Linked DNA regions of Mus musculus: region 2 is linked to region 1. A link is a loop called in an ENCODE intact Hi-C map of the cell type or tissue named here. Cell type or tissue: gastrocnemius. All regions are shown on one strand.

Evidence for each region. Peaks named below come from ENCODE experiments on the same cell type or tissue, not always from the same donor. Only the 100,000 strongest peaks of a DNase experiment are listed, where the experiment ranks them.
Region 2: it touches region 1 in a loop (2.5-fold over the local background); 5 of 42 quality-filtered maps call a loop at or near these places.

What each region holds. Positions count from the first base shown.
Region 1 is chr11:98,262,024-98,270,023 of GRCm38, forward strand. It overlaps Mir5119 (microRNA 5119), which reads left to right and starts at 583; the gene lies at 583-639. It also overlaps a transcript of Cdk12 not described here. In gastrocnemius, no CTCF peak of the experiment used is centred here; DNase peaks (open chromatin) are centred at 3,222, 4,038, 4,878 and 5,266; H3K27ac peaks cover 206 bases.
Region 2 is chr11:98,435,726-98,443,725 of GRCm38, forward strand. Erbb2 (erb-b2 receptor tyrosine kinase 2) reads left to right here. Exons shown (of 27, transcript NM_001003817.1): 26 at 204-456; 27 at 588-1,991. The coding sequence ends at 943. It overlaps Mien1 (migration and invasion enhancer 1), which reads right to left and starts at 3,263. Exons shown (of 4, transcript NM_025559.2): 1 at 3,133-3,263; 2 at 2,922-3,019; 3 at 2,512-2,588; 4 at 1,983-2,420. The coding sequence starts at 3,221. The coding sequence ends at 2,337. In gastrocnemius, a CTCF peak has its summit at 3,325 (motif pointing left); a DNase peak (open chromatin) is centred at 3,278; H3K4me3 peaks cover 1,247 bases; H3K27ac peaks cover 1,074 bases.

The DNA.
Region 1 (8,000 bases):
TGCCTAGTCTAGCAAATTGAGATCTATCCCTAGAACCCACATAATGGAAGGAGAGAACCAATACCTGCAAGTTGTCCTTTGACCTCCACAAACACTGGCACAGGCATCCCTCCCATACACATATACATAAATGTAATTTTGAAAAAAGAATGGCATGCAAATTTTACAAATAATTTTTAACAATATAACTAAATTGTTGGGAAGAAAGTGGTAGTCATAGCCAAAGATCTTAATGCCCGTAGAGTTACCCCAAATTTTCAAAGAACCCTTGGCCCCAAACTAAGGGACTGATACTAGGGAAAACCTCCTCAGAGGCAAAGTGAAAAATTCATACCAAATCTCAGCTTAGGTTCTTTGTCATTATAATAAATTTATGTCGGAAGAATCCAAATGGAGAGAGAGCACCTTGAGGCAAGGCTAGAGGGAGTTTCACTGAATGGGATATGGAATCATGACTCAGGAGAGTTGGTGGGCACCTTCTGCCTTTCTCTTATTTGTAGAGCTAGGGGAAGCTATTTGGTGTTCTTGGACCGTGCATAAGGAAAAGTGTTGCACAGTGGTCAGAACCAAAAATAAGCTTATCAGGGCTGGCCTATGGGACAGATACTATAAGTCATCTCATCCTGGGGCTGGGTCTGCTGTACCTCCTTATGCTTGCTTTTACTGGACATAAAAAATTGGGAACCTGTTAGTAGCAAAAAGGAAAATGCTGACGAAAGCAGCAAAATGCTGAGCAACATGAAGATAGTTAAGGTCTGTGTTAGGGATCTACCAACTGATACTGTCCGTGGATAACAAGGAGACAGATCCCATTGTGTATCATTTGTGGTCAGTCCACTGCATTATAGTTGAAAGAATATAGGAATATGGGGTTAATCTCCATGCAAAGACTTTGTTCCTGCAAAGGAAATGCACAATAAACCTAGTTACCCAAATTGCAACTAATCTACTCTTGTAAACCTTTCTGTTTCATAACTAAGGCCATTTTCTGACTTTAAACTCCTTAAAGAAGCTGTGATGAACAAGAGAACCTCCAATTGAAGATGGTGGTCTGGTCTAAAGTTATGTTACCCCCTCCAAGTTAGAATCTTGCATTAACCATAACATGCATTGGCCTCTATAGTATTTCTGTGTTTCACAGCTTGTATTCTATTAAATTTTCTGACATATACCTTAAGTATCAGGGCCATGGTTTTTTACTTATCATCCTGGGAACTAGTCTTTGGAGGTAGGAATCTGGAACAGTCAGCTCTTCTGGAAGAATTCTTAAGATTCATTTGCCACTTTGGGGGCATGTAGGTTTAAGAGAATTGGAGAAAAAGCAACCATCATACTGTTACTGTTACTGTAGCTGTCAACATTGTAATCTCCGATGCATGACCACATACCCTCTTTGCACTGGTTGCTTGTCCTGTGTCTAATGTAGCTTCTTATTTTTCTTTGCAGATAGCAGCAGCAGGGATGGCCTTTGAAGAACTCCAGACACCCATCAGTTACCTTGCATCCAGAGCCTCTCAAACAATCTCATTCACAATACTTGAAGCCAGGTAGGGACTTAAAGCCAGTCAGAAGCCACTGGCCTGATTGTACATGGAGTAGCACCCCACTTGTGACAAGGGCAGTTTCTTCTCTGAAATCCCCAAAAAAGTGTCCTGAGTTTTTATTTGGCCCTATTCTGGTATCCTACCTAGTAGTTAACAAGCTCTCTCCAGCTAGAATGAGTGAGCCCTCTCTAACAGTAGCAGTTACTTCATTCCTGTGTTACCAGATAGATATGCCTCTACACGGGAGTACTGACATTATTATTCAGTTACTTTCAACCTCCTTTAGGGTGAATATCTCCCTTACCCATACCCCTTCATATACAAAACACTTTTCCCCCAAAAGCTGTTTTTTGTTTTGTTTTCTATTTCTTTTTTTTTTAATATTTATTTATTTATTATATATAAGTATACTGCAGCTGTCTTCAGACACACCAGTCAGATCTCCTTAAGGATGGTTGTGAGCCACCATGTGGTTGCTGGGACTTGAACTCAGGACCTTCAGAAGAGCAGTTGGGTGCTCTTATCCGCTGAGCCATCTCACCAGCCCTGTTTTCTATTTCTTTAAGTCAAGATAGGACAATGCTATCTCTTCTTGCCTCTAATGAACTTCACTGCCTTCTTTCTAGGTTCAGTGGAAAAGTCCACCTATCCAAACACTGCATGAGACACCAGAAGTGGAGGCCTGCAGCTCTGCAGTCATTCCCAGAGCCGGCATCTCCACCTTCCCTACCTGAGAGTAGGTACGGTGTTTCACTCACTTCACAGATGATGGGTGGCCTCTAGCTCTGTCTCTATCACTCGTGTTTATTTCCTTTCCCTGCCTCTCATATGAACTGGGACTCTAGGTTCTACATCTAGTTTCTCAAGGAATATTTTTGTTCAGTGTCTCCAAAAATGGAAGGCGTTTGTGACTCAGCTCTTCTTCTCAGTAGTTTCCAAGTCCTAGTATTTAGGATGCCCTTCTAGTGTCCATCAGGTGTCCATCCCTTTTCTGTAGTTTAGAACCGTTTCCCTCCTGTTTAGCAGGTAGTGGAGGTAGTAAACAGACTGTGATGATGGTGAAGAACGATCCAGTAACACATAGCCTCCCTCTTGAAAGCTGAAATTTTGAAGGCTTAACTGGAAGAATACCTGGCTCTTTTGAGTGTTTATCTAGTGTCTGTTCTTTAGGACCAGTATCTTGCCTCTGTCCCTAACACCCACATATCCCAGCGAATGGAAAAGGAACAGCTCTAGCTAGGGTATAGTCTACCAGTAGATGTTACTCTTGTAACTATGATGTCAGCTTTATTCTGGGCTCTATGGAGAGTTGTCAGGGTTAGAGCATCTTCCTGCCTCCCGGATGCTAGCGGTGACCCTGTCTTATCCTTTAGACTTTCTGACTTCTCTCTCGGCAGTGCTTCTCACCTCTGCAACCCAGACAGCCAAAGCAGCAGGTCCAGATAAGTGCCTCTGGATCCATCCCATAAACAACCATCAAACCCAGACACTAGTCAGGTGCTGTTTCCTAGAAGCATGTGTGTCAGAGTTGTTAGAAAGCAGGACATGTCAGAATGTAGTCAGGTACTACATGCCCATGAACTTCCCTAATGGCAAAGGTTACAACTGCTATTTAGTTGTCTTATCAGTCAGGTTACCTGACCAGTGGGGCAACTGCAGTTCTGATTTCTACCACACGAGGGCACTGCTGGCCAATTAAAATCCAAGCCCCTTAGGAAACAGATGGATGAGGGCGCTCTTTTCAGGGAATGATCAGAAACACTCCCAGAGAGCCAGAGAACCTGGCCCAGAAGCCAAAAAAATAACTGATACCACTTGTAATTCCCTTAAAATGGCCTGAGGCCTAAATACTTGGTCTTTTGGGCCTGTGATTGAGTGGATACCCAGCTGAACTTAAGTTCCAGGAGCTATGTCTTCTTCAAGGTTTGCCTGACTCCAGCTGTTTAACCCACTGTCCTCATCCCTTCAAGATGTTGAGTTCCAGTCCAGGAGGATGGGGTTGAATGGTTTCACAAGGGAAAAGGTTTTCTACAAGTATTCAAAGGAAAGTGTCTTTGTGAGAAAGTATGGAAAGAATGGAGTCTAAAATAGTGGGTGACCTCATCTCTCCCCCTGACAGCCAACCCCCACCCCCAACACAAACCTACAGGATTCAAGTTTAATAGATCTTTGTGTCTGTTTGGGCAAACCACATCTAGGACTCTAGAGAGCTCTGAGCCAAAAAAAAAAATGTATCAGAAAACAGCATGGTGGGGACTCTGTGCCATGTCATGACTCGCTGGGCATGCCAAGTGGCTTGGGATCCTGTGGGACTGAGGACCCCACAGTTTATACTCAGTCAGAATGAACAGGCTCAGGGAGATGACAGGGTCTTCTTCCTTTTCCTCCTTCCCCCATGCCTGAAGGCCCCTCCCCAGGAGGACAGCTTGATTAAACAGTCGGTGCTGCTGGAATTACTGCACAGCTGGTGCTCCCCCCAGCACCCCGAGCAGAGCAGCAGTGCAGATTAAAATCTCCAATTAGCGTTAAAGTGAAGTGAGGAGGTGCTGAGGCTGCCAAGGCAGCCAGGCCGAAACCCTGAGTTGGCACCCTCGCTCATGCCTGATTCTGAGTGCTACCCTTAGTCACTCCTTTGTGAGTCCTTTTCTGACAGTGCTCAGTGTCTGTTAGACTTGTATCACTTGAGGGGGACCTTGGGTTGGAGGCAGATGTCTTAACTGGTAAAATGCTAGGACTTCATAAATTGGAAGAAAGCAAGATCAATCAGTGATTGTGAAGCGCTGTGGACAGCCAGGCTATGGCAAGTGCTACTGCTGCTGTGTTTTGCTTACAGAAAGAGTCAACAGGACAGATCCCTTGGAGCTTAAGGTGCTCAGGGGCATGGTGTCCACATGAACATACATCTGTGTATATTTGATCCTATCTGTCCTATCTGCTCCCACCCAAATTATGGCTCCTTTCCTCCTCTCTCCATTTTTCTCTTAGCCTTCTTATAGGCATGAGTAGGCATAGCTGAGCCCCAGAGTGTCCCTATGCCTTTCCACCTGGGTCCTAGCTAGTTGCTCTTTATCTTCCTAGTTTGGAGAATAGCAGAGGTAGGTATTATACCAAGACGAATCAGACCTTTCCCTCCTGAACATCTTACCCACTCCAGAGATCCCTCTGCCCTTTCCTTTTGTTCCTTGCCTGTCAAATTCAGAAGCAGGGTAGAACAGCTAGCCACACTATCTAACTGCCCTCTGCCCCTTTAAGAGAAATGGAGGTGGTGCCTAGCTGACTTAACCTACTCACACCTCAAAAAATTAGACACCAGGGCATGGTGCCACTCTCCCAGACTGGCACATGCTACCCTGGCAGAGGTTCAAGCACACCCCCATGTCATATTCCTACCCTACATCTTCCTCTACTCTCTCTCTCCCCACATCTTTTTTTTTTTTCCTCAGCTCAAAGCACAGCTGAGCCTTAAAAGGGGGGTGGGGGTGGAAAGACCAAGCTGGGGCAGGGGGGTGTAGTGCGCCAATAGCACGTTTTCACCTGCCATTTAATTGGATGTATTTTTAATTAATGGGACCTCAGGGACCAACATGAGACAATCTGATCTCTGAATAGGGACAGGGGAGGGATTGGATAAGGGAGGAGGATTGGGCCACTGGGTGCGGTTACCAGGAATCCGGGCCCATCAATCACTGGCCACTTTGCGTTCTGGCATGGAGAATAGCGAGGTGGAAGAAAAGGGGAGGCATTGGGGAAAGGTGCCAGGATTTCCCCCCAACTGGCAGGACCTCCAGAAGAGATGGAGTTGTGCTGATTTACTCAGGTTTGCAGCTTAAATTTGCAGCCAGAATTGTAGGTAAGGCTGTGCTCTTGCTCCTGCAGTTTTGACTAGATGGGTTGATCTCAGAGAGTATAACACTATGGAAGGGGGGTGGGGTAAAACTTTGAGGTCCCTGAAGAAAAAGGGTAAGAACTAGGGACCATGGACCTGGGGCTGTGGTAGAGGAAATCTGAAAGGGGTAGAGTTGGGGGCCATTTCTACACATTTCGATAGGAAATAAGTACCATAGCAGTTACATGGAAAATGACACCCAAATGAGATCTGGTGAATTTGGGTCTGAATCTTAGAACATTAATGTTATAAAGACGGGAACTTGGAGCTCATCTTATCTGACTCATTCCTTATACAGATGTGGAAGCCAGACCCAGAGAGGAAGAACAAATTGAATCCTGCTCTGAAGTTGCTTTATGTTCTGGATTTGGAGAGTTCCTGGGAGCATTGGGCAAGAAAAAATAGGTAGGTAAGGAGAGAAGAAAGTCAGATGAAAAGTGTAAGCAATGTGTTCTGTCCTCCACTGCCTGAAGTCTCATGTCGCTGGCTCCTGATTGTTGGAGCAGTTTAGGAAAGTCAGCAGATAGAGTTTATAAGAGACACAGTGGGGAACCATACCCTTTGTGTGGCCTGTTCCAGAGGTAATTATCCTTCAGCCCTCTCTGTAGAATTCTGCCATGTTTTAAGGTCTAAGGGAAAGAAATGCTTCAGCTACCTCAACTATTAACCAAAAGGCAAATCTACCAAGGAAAACTACATTTTTCCTAGTGGAAATCTTATCACAAGTTTCCATGCTATAATAAAAATGATTGGAAACTGTTATGCTAAAGTGTCCGGGGTAGTTTACACCTCTTGTCCCACTACTACAATAAAAACAGTGGTAAAATGCAAGGCCCTACAAGAAAGCTAGGAGTGTTCCTGGATCCATGTAGCTCTAGAGTCTTAGGTCCCCTCTGGCTCTTACAGTGATGGCTTTCCTGGCGAGAAGGATACATTTCCAGTCCAGCTATCTATACCCTGTTCCCTTACTTCCTTTATTGTCTATATGCTAGGGCCAGGGAGAGAAGGATGAATGAAGGTAATGGAAGGATTTCCTACCAGTTTCCCAAAGGTGGCATTTCTCAAAATTTTCCTGTCTTAAAATCTTCAAAATTCTTTGATCTGTGCTTTATGAGGCTAAACTGGGGTGGAGGCAAGATAGGTTGGAGGGTTAAAAGGCAATACCAGTAGAATTCACCACGCTTTCCGACTCCCATCCTTACCTTCCTTCCACTCCTAGAACTGTCTTCTTTTTTAGTAACCTCAGGCCCTTGAGAAACACAGGATCTGCCTCTAGCTTCCAACCTTTTCCTGATCTGCCTTAGACTGTCAGGGGCTGTCATGGTCTGTTACTCACAGACAGGGTGAGAAGCCCTCATATTCCCCTAGGACAGTCTGGAAAAAAATCCTTCTAGGCCCCATCCTGCATCCAAGTGCCTCAGGGCTGTTGGTATCAAGAAACTGTGCCAAAACCTGTCCTGTCAGGGGGATGAGGAAGAAGAGAAGATAGTGTTGATGCTTTAGAACTGAGACCTGTCGTTCCACCCATGGGACTGGCTGCTCAATGTAGTGCAGGACAGTCATAGTGAATATTGTTTGAGGATAGGTGGCTACTGTTGACAGAGCTGCTCTTTCAAGTCTGACATACAGAGCAGTGAAGATAGCACAAAGCAAAGGAAGAAAGGTATCTATTCTCTGTAGAAAAGCCTCCTCCGGGGCTGGTGAGATGGCTCAGTGGGTAAGAGCACCCGACTGCTCTTCCAAAGGTCAGGAGTTCAAATCCCAGCAACCACATGGTGGCTCACAACCATCCCTAACGAGGTCTGACTCCCTCTTCTGGAGTGTCTGAGGACAGCTACAGTGTACTTACATATAATAAATAAATAAATTTAAAAAAAAAAAAAAAAAAAAAAAAAGAAAAGCCTCCTCCTCTCTTTATAGGCCTTGGTGACTGGGTCACCTCTGCTCCAGGTGTTGGAGGCACAGGAAAGCAGTCACCGTGCATTCTGAATGTCCTTTGAGGGACTAGAGCTGCTTTCCCTCCTTCTAATTCTGCCAGGCCTGACACCCACTTCCAAGGTTATCCCAGGGTGTCAGATCTATAGCCTTAAGTCCAAGACTAGAACCTGCTAAGAAGTCCAGAAGAAACTCAGGCCCTTTGTGGGAAAATACCTAGATATGAAATAAATATAGTAGAAAAAGATAGCAGCACCAAGAATTCATTACATTCTGGGATTAGTCAGCATTGGCCTAGTATTCCTCCCTTCAGTTTTCCTTTCTTTTCGTTTTGTTTTGTTTTGTTGAGACATGGTTTCTCTGTGTAGCCCTGGCTGTCCTAGAACTCACTTTGTAGACCAGGCTGACCTCGAACTCAGAAATCCGCCTGCCTCTGCCTCCCAAGTGCTGGGATTAAAGGCGTGGCCACTACTGCCCGCCTCCCTTCAGTTTTCCCATGGGTGAGAATAGATCTGGAAGTCTGAACCTTTCACCCCGATACTTAGAAAGCTGTTGTACAGATTCTCCTTATATCTTCCAGGGCCTTAGACAGGAAAGGAGAGAGAGAGATTGACAGAGGTGGCAGTGCCATTGTG
Region 2 (8,000 bases), 170 kb after region 1:
CTCGGAATAGGGATGGTCCTGCCCTTTGAGCTCCCCCACCCTCACCTTTCCTGAAGATTCCATTACCATGGCTGCTTTCCAACCCTTGGGGCCCCACTCTCTCCATCACTGCCACCATCGTGACCTGTGTTTCTCTCCTGGGACCCCGTTGTTCCCCTCGCAGACTTTTGAGTAGCTCCCATCATGACCTTCTCTTACCCCAGAGTGGCGGTGGTGAGCTGACACTGGGCCTGGAGCCCTCGGAAGAAGAGCCCCCCAGATCTCCACTGGCTCCCTCCGAAGGGGCTGGCTCCGATGTGTTTGATGGTGACCTGGCAGTGGGGGTAACCAAAGGACTGCAGAGCCTCTCTCCACATGACCTCAGCCCTCTACAGCGGTACAGTGAGGATCCCACATTACCTCTGCCCCCCGAGACTGATGGCTACGTTGCTCCCCTGGCCTGCAGCCCCCAGCCCGGTATGAAATCCAGGCCCGAGAGATTGGGAGGAGAGGGGAGTTGAGAACCCTCAGGCTACACCCACTGAGGGGCAATGATGGGGCAGGAATATCTTGGACCCTTTCCCTAACAACATCTCTTCTCTCCTCAGAGTATGTGAACCAGCCAGAGGTTCGGCCTCAGTCTCCCTTGACCCCAGAGGGTCCTCCGCCTCCCATCCGACCTGCTGGTGCTACTCTAGAAAGACCCAAGACTCTCTCTCCTGGGAAAAATGGGGTTGTCAAAGACGTTTTTGCCTTTGGGGGTGCTGTGGAGAACCCTGAATACTTAGCACCCAGAGCAGGCACTGCCTCTCAGCCCCACCCTTCTCCTGCCTTCAGCCCAGCCTTTGACAACCTCTATTACTGGGACCAGAACTCATCGGAGCAGGGTCCTCCACCAAGTACCTTTGAAGGGACCCCCACTGCAGAGAACCCTGAGTACCTAGGCCTGGATGTGCCAGTATGAGGTCACATGTGCAGACATCCTCTGTCTTCAGAGTGGGGAAGGAAGGCCTAACTTGTGGTCTCCATCGCCCGCCACAAAGCAGGGAGAAGGTCCTCTGGCCACATGACATCCAGGGCAGCCGGCTATGCCAGGAACGTGCCCTGAGGAACCTCGCTCGATGCTTCAATCCTGAGTGGTTAAGAGGGCCCCGCCTGGCCGGAAGAGACAGCACACTGTTCAGCCCCAGAGGATTACAGACCCTGACTGCCCTGACAGACTGTAGGGTCCAGTGGGTATTCCTTACCTGGCCTGGCTCTCTTGGTTCTGAAGACTGAGGGAAGCTCAGCCTGCAAGGGAGGAGGCCCCAGGTGAATATCCTGGGAGCAGGACACCCCACTAGGACTGAGGCACGTGCATCCCAAGAGGGGGACAGCACTTGCACCCAGACTGGTCTTTGTACAGAGTTTATTTTGTTCTGTTTTTACTTTTGTTTTTTGTTTTTTTTTTAAAGATGAAATAAGGATACAGTGGGAGAGTGGGTGTTATATGAAAGTCGGGGGGTGCTGTCCCCTTTCTCCATTTGCAATGAGATTTGTAAAATAACTGGACCCCAGCCTATGTCTGAGAGTGGTCCCGGGCCGGGTCAAACCGTATTGCTCATCTGACACACAGCTCCTCCTGGAGTGAGTGTGTAGAGATCTTCCAAAAGTTTGAGACAATTTGGCTTTGGGCTTGAGGGACTGGGGAGTTAGGATTCCTTCTGAAGGCCCTTTGGCAACAGGGTCATTCTCCGTTGGACACACTCATACCAAGGCTACCCCCAGAATACTCCGTTGGACACACTCATTCCAAGGCTACCCCCAGAATGAAGTCCTGTCCTCCCAGTGGGAGAGGGGAGCTTGTGGAGAGCATTGCCATGTGACTTGTTTTCCTTGCCTTAGAAAGAAGTATCCATCCAGGAAAACCCCACCCACTAGGTGTTAGTCCCACCCACTAGGTGTTAGCAGGGCCAGACTGACCTGTGTGCCCCCCGCACAGGCTGGACATAAACACACGCCAGTTGACACAAGCATTTGTAATTACTCTTTATTGCCAAGAGCCGACACTGCCCAGGATTCAGGGAAAATAAGTTATAGCAACCGTGGCATCTGAAAGGTATTGCCACGCTGGGGAGAGGACCAAACTGCAGAGGGCACAGATCCCGGGAGAGCGATGGTGATGTTCACAGAGAACATCTCTTTTCTGCCTTTGGCCACAGAAATGTCTAGTCCCTCCTTGTGCCCTAAGAGGCAAAGTGAAGTCAGGGTCTTAGTTACCTAGGGCCAAGTGAGGGGCTAAAGGTAGAGGGATTCCTAGCGTAACCACAAGGAAAGGTTTAAACCCCAGAACCAAGCTTCCAAGAATCATTTCTTAGTCACAGGATGACACAGGGAGGCCGGCTGTTGGTGATCTTTTCTACAGGTTCTCCATTGCTGGCTCTTCGGATGGCTTCCATGAGCTAGCGGACAGAGACATGGGCGAGTGTCATGCACAGGAGAGGAGGGTGTGTCTCGTCTCAGCCACCCTCCCGAGGTACATTAAATACTCACGTCTTTCTCATAAGGAAACCCTCCATTCTCCAGCTTGGAGAACACCAGCTGTCCATTGATCTCAATCTCGAAGGCCCCTGGTAGGAAATAAATGCAAGAACGAACTAAGAACAACAGGCAGAAGTTCAGGGAGGTCCTTGGCACCACCTCGAGTCCAAGCAAGACTGTTCATGGCCTCGGCAGACACCGATCCTGAAGCCATTCAGCCCCAAACCCCAAAGTCCTCACCCGTGCGTCTTTCCAATACGCCATTAAGAGTTCCTTCACTCCAAACCCACAGTAGGCATTTTTGCTATGTGTCAGACCCTACTAGGGGCTTTATATACAACAGCCAATGTCAGCTCTAGAATGTAGGGAGAGCTGGAGTTTTATCACATGGACTGACTCAGCAGGTGCTCTGCGGACCTCACCTGTCCCCCCGAGTCGCGACTCAATCTCAATGCCCGGATACTCCTCCTTCACAGCGCTCGCCAGCTCCAGGTAGGTCGCCTCAAAGCCGCAGGGTTTACTGGGGAGAAGAGACGTGGAGTGAGCTGGGGTTCCGGGGGTGGGGCCTCCCGTGGATCCACCCCCATCTTGCGGGCGAGCACAAGAGGCTCCTTTTCAACCCGAGTGGCTTACCAGTACTCCACCACGATGTGGACTCCACTGCCTGCTTCCACCTCCCCGGGAGGGGGCACTACGGACACCGGCGCTGGCTCCCCACTCATTGCTGCCCGCTCCGCTGCAGGGCTGCTTCCGGGTGTGACGCCACGCCAAAGTCACGTGGGGGGCGTGTCCGTGGGCGTGTCCGGACCTCGCTTTGCGTCGGGGCGCCCTCTGCCGTCAGCAGGTACTGCTACATCTTGATCCAGCTGCAGAGCGAATATCCTGGACCAGCACTGATCCTGGGTTCTGAGAGCTCATTGGCATCCAATGCTCACAGTCATGGATTTGCTTACTAACGAACTGCCTGTGATCACAAAGCTATTTTCCATTTACAAAAGACAGAGAAAATGGGGCAGGCGGCCGAGGTAGCTGATGGTCTGTGATTGGTGTTGCTATTTACCTCTCGAACGATGATAGCGTTTGAAACCACACCATACTGCTTTTCTTTCGAGTTCTTTTTTTTTTAACTTTTAAGAATATTTTAATTACGTATATATGTGTATAAGTGTGAATTTATGCATGCGAGGGCATCTTTAAAACTTACTACATTTATTTATTAATTTGTGGACGAGTGTGTATTGGAGGTGGGGGCCATGCCATAGCATGCTTTTGAAGGTCAGAGTACAGCAACTTTCGGCCTCCTCCATCTTATCATGTGGGTCCCAGGGATTGAACTCAGAGTATCAGATTCTGTCTCAAAGGTCTGTCTCTTACAGGTCAAGCGTCTTCATCAGCCCAGAACTCTAGTTCTTTTGACTCTGAAGTGCTGACCCCCACTTTATGCACACTCCTCATCCCTGCCTCTTGCTAGAGGGCTAGTGTCATTGAACTCAGTTTGTAATTCTGGAACTGCAGCCTGGGTCCTCCCTGTCTCTTCCTTCCCTGAAGCACCACTACAGTATCGTAACAAGTCACCCATTCTGGTGTCCCTTGAAACTGTTCATTGTTGGGTCGGTCTGTGTTTGCTGAGTTCTGACGTCATCCCATCTAGTTATAGGATATTTCAATGGATCTAAGAAGGCCTTTCCTGTTTGCTTGCAGCTTCCAACTCCAGCCCCAAGCAATCGCTGCTCTGCTCTCTAAACTTTTCTGGACATTTCACATAAATGGACTCTTGCAGCATGTGACGTTTGCTCTGTTGTATCAGAGCAAGCCTCCATCCAGTGCTGTGTCCCAGGCGTTCCTTTCTATTGATGAATACTATTTCATTCTGTTGTATAGAAAAAGCACAGATTATTTGTCTATTAACATTAATCTGGGTTTCTTTGGGTTGTTTGTTTTGAGTAAATGTCTTGTAGATGCCTTTGTATGGATGTGTTGCCATTTCTCTTAAGTTCCTTAGAGTAAAATTAAAACTACTGGGCTGCGAGAAATTTATATTTAACTCTTTATGGATTGCCTACCTGCTTTTGTTTTTGTTTTTTGTTTTTGTTTTTTTTTTTCTAAGCAGCTGTAGCATTTTACACCACCAAAAGGGCACAAGGAGTTGTTTCTTCATAGCCACCACAAATACTGGTTGCCTGTCTCTTTGATGATATTACTTTTTTTTTTTTAGATTAAATTTATTTATTTATTTTATGTATATATGAGTAGACTGCAGCTGTACTGATAGTTGTGAGCCATCATGTGGTTGCTGGGAATTTGAATTCAGGATCTCTTCTCACTCCGGTAGACCCTGCTCACTCTGGTCGGCCCGCTTGCTCCAGTCTAAAGATTTATTTATTATTATATCTAAGTACACTGTAGCTGTCTTCAGACACCCCAGAAGAGGGTGTCAGATCTCATTATGGGTGGTTGAGTGCCACCATGTGGTTGCTAGGATTTGAACTCAGGACCTTCAGAAGAGCAATCAGTGCTTTTAACCACTGAGCCATCTCTCCAGCCCTGATGATAGTTATTCTTTTAGGTAATGCAATAGGCCATCTTTTCAAGTAGTCACATTTTTGCTGTTGGTTTTTTTTTTTTTTTTTTTTTTTTTTTTGAGACAGGGTTTCTCTATAGCCCTGGCTGTCCTGGAACTCACTCTGTAGACCAAGCTGGCCTCGAACTCAGAAATCTGCCTGCCTCTCCCTCCCATGTGCTGGGATTAAAGGCCTGTGCCACCTTTGCCCATTTTATAGCCCAGTTAAATTGGGTTACTTTCTTTTTATTATTGGCATCTAAGAGTTCTCTATATATCCTACATACAATATCTCAAGTGAAATAAGTATTTACAAAGATTTTCTCTTGCTATTTGCAGCACACACACACTAAATGAATATACGCAATTAAAATGTTTTTCTTTTAAAAGTCCTTTGCAAGGCCGGGCCTGGTGGTGTACACCTTTAATCCCAGCACTTGGGAGGCAGAGACAGGCAGATTTCTGAGTTCGAGGCCAGCCTGGTCTACAGAGTGAGTTCCAGGACAGCCAGGGCTATACAGAGAAACCCTGTCTTGAAAAACCAAAAAACAAAACAAAACAAAAAAAGTCCTTTGCAAGCCGACAGAGGAGACACAAGCCCTTAATCCTTAGTCCCCACACTGGGGAAGCAGAGGCAGGCCGCTCTCTGAGTTCCAGGCCAGCCTGATCTACAGTCAGTTTCAGGACAGGTAGGCTACACAGAGAAACCCTGTCTGGAAACACTACAAACAAACACACAAACAAATAAATAATCTTTTGCCTAACCCAAGGCTACAAATTTTCTCCCATTGTTATTTATTTAACTTTTTGATGTTTCATTGTGATTTTATCTCTTCAGCTCTGATATTTAGGTTTATGATCTATTTTTCTTGTTTGTTTAGTCTTTTGTTTGTTTGTTTGTTTTGTTTTTGAAACATCGTCTTTGTACATAGCATGGCTGTCCTGGAACCCATTCTGTAGACCAGGCTGGCCTTGAACTCATACAGATCCTTTTGCTTCTGCCTCTTGAGTGCTGGAACTAACGGCACGTGCCATCACCACCTGGCTATGATCTATTTTTTTAGTGGTTATTCTTATTTATGTGTATGTCTATATCTGTGCATGTGCATGCATATGCAGATGCCTGTGGAGTCCAGAAGAGGGCATTAGAGCCCCTGGAGTTACAGGCTGTCGTGAACCTTTGGATGTTTAGTGATTGAGAACTGAACTTGGGGTCCTCTGCAAGAGCAGCAAGTGCTCTTGACCACTGAGTCATCTCTCCAGCTCCTTAAGACCTATTTAGAATTATTTTTGTGCATCATGAGAAGCAAAGAGCTAAATTACTCTTTTAGTATGTGAGTATTAAATTGTGACGGTGCCATTAGTTAAAATATCTTTTATCGGGTATTGTGGTACATGTCTGTAACCTCTGCTATTAGGGAGACCCAGCAAGAGGATTGACTGAATTCAGGGACCTTCTGGGCAAAATAGCAAAGCACTGTCTCAAAGATTGTATCTGTTCATTAAATGGGCTTTGCAACTTTGTCAAGATGCTACTAACTCAGATCATGGTGGCTTACGCCTTCATTTCCAGCACTCAGGACAGAGGCAGGTCTGCCTGGTCTACAAAGAGAGTTCCAGGCCAGCCAGAGTTATGTGGTGAGATACTGTCTTAAGTTAAAAAGAAAAAGAAAGGCTGGGCATGGTGGCACACGCCTTTAGTCCCAGCACTTGGGAGGCTGAGGCAGGTGATTTCTGAGTTCGAGGCCAGCCTGGTCTACAAAGTGAGTTCCAGAACAGCCAGGGCTACACAGAGAAACCCTGTCTCGGAAAAACAAACAAACAAACAAAACAACAACACAAAAGAACAAACAAACAAAAAGATACTGGTAAAAGCATAAAGGTTTACATTTGGGCTGTCAGTGCTCTCATGGATCTGTATACAAATAGTACCTTGAAGTTTTGACTTTATAGTAGTGTATATTTGAAAAAGATTCAATAGAAACTGGAATTTGATGCTTGGTAGTTTAGATGTCAATGTACATTTTCCAATTAAAGCATTTTAAAATTAAAAACAGTATTCATTCTGGATGTGGAAACACCAATACCATGGTGCTCTTGTGGAGGTCAGAGGTCAACTATGGTAGTCTGTTCTCTCCTCACTGTGTGGTTCCTGAAAGGAGAACTTAGGCCCTCAGGCTCGCAGCAAGCTGAGCCATCTCCCAGGCTTCTTCACACCAAGGTATTTTATGATGGCACAGATTTTATAAGCCCAGCAGAGGCAGGAAGATGGCCACAAGTACGTGAACAGCTTCAGTTAAATAGGGAGTCTGAGACCAGCTGGGGCTACATATCAAGACGCCAAGATGTCATGTTGGAAAGGCCAAAGTGAGCCAGAGCAATGGCTCAGTGGTTAAGAGCACTGGCTGCTCTAGCAAAGGAAGGACCTGGGTTCAGTTCCCAGCATCCATATAGTGGCTCACAAACATGTCTAACTCCAGTTCCAGGAGTTCTGATGTCCTCTTCCGGACCCCTTGGGCATCAGGCAAGAACATGCTAAACTCAAATACATGTGAATAAATGTAAATAAACGCAAACACATACACATAAATACAAATAAATAAACCTTAAAAACAAAAACTAAGCCCAAAGCCATGGAACAACAAAAATGAAGCTTTACTTCATTTATTTAGTTTTGTTTGTTTGTTTTGAGACAAGGTTTCTTTGTATAGCCTTGACTATCCTGGAACTTGCTCTGTAGATCAGGCTGGCCTTGAACTCACAGAAATCTTCCTGCCTTAGCCTCTGGACTGTTGGAATTAAAGCCATGCACCATCACCACCTGACCAAAAACTAGGTTCGTCTTCTTAATCACTTTTTTTTTAGATTTACTTTTATTTATTTACTTTTATTTATTTACTTTATTGTCTGAGTGCTCAGCTGCATGTACACCTGCATGCCA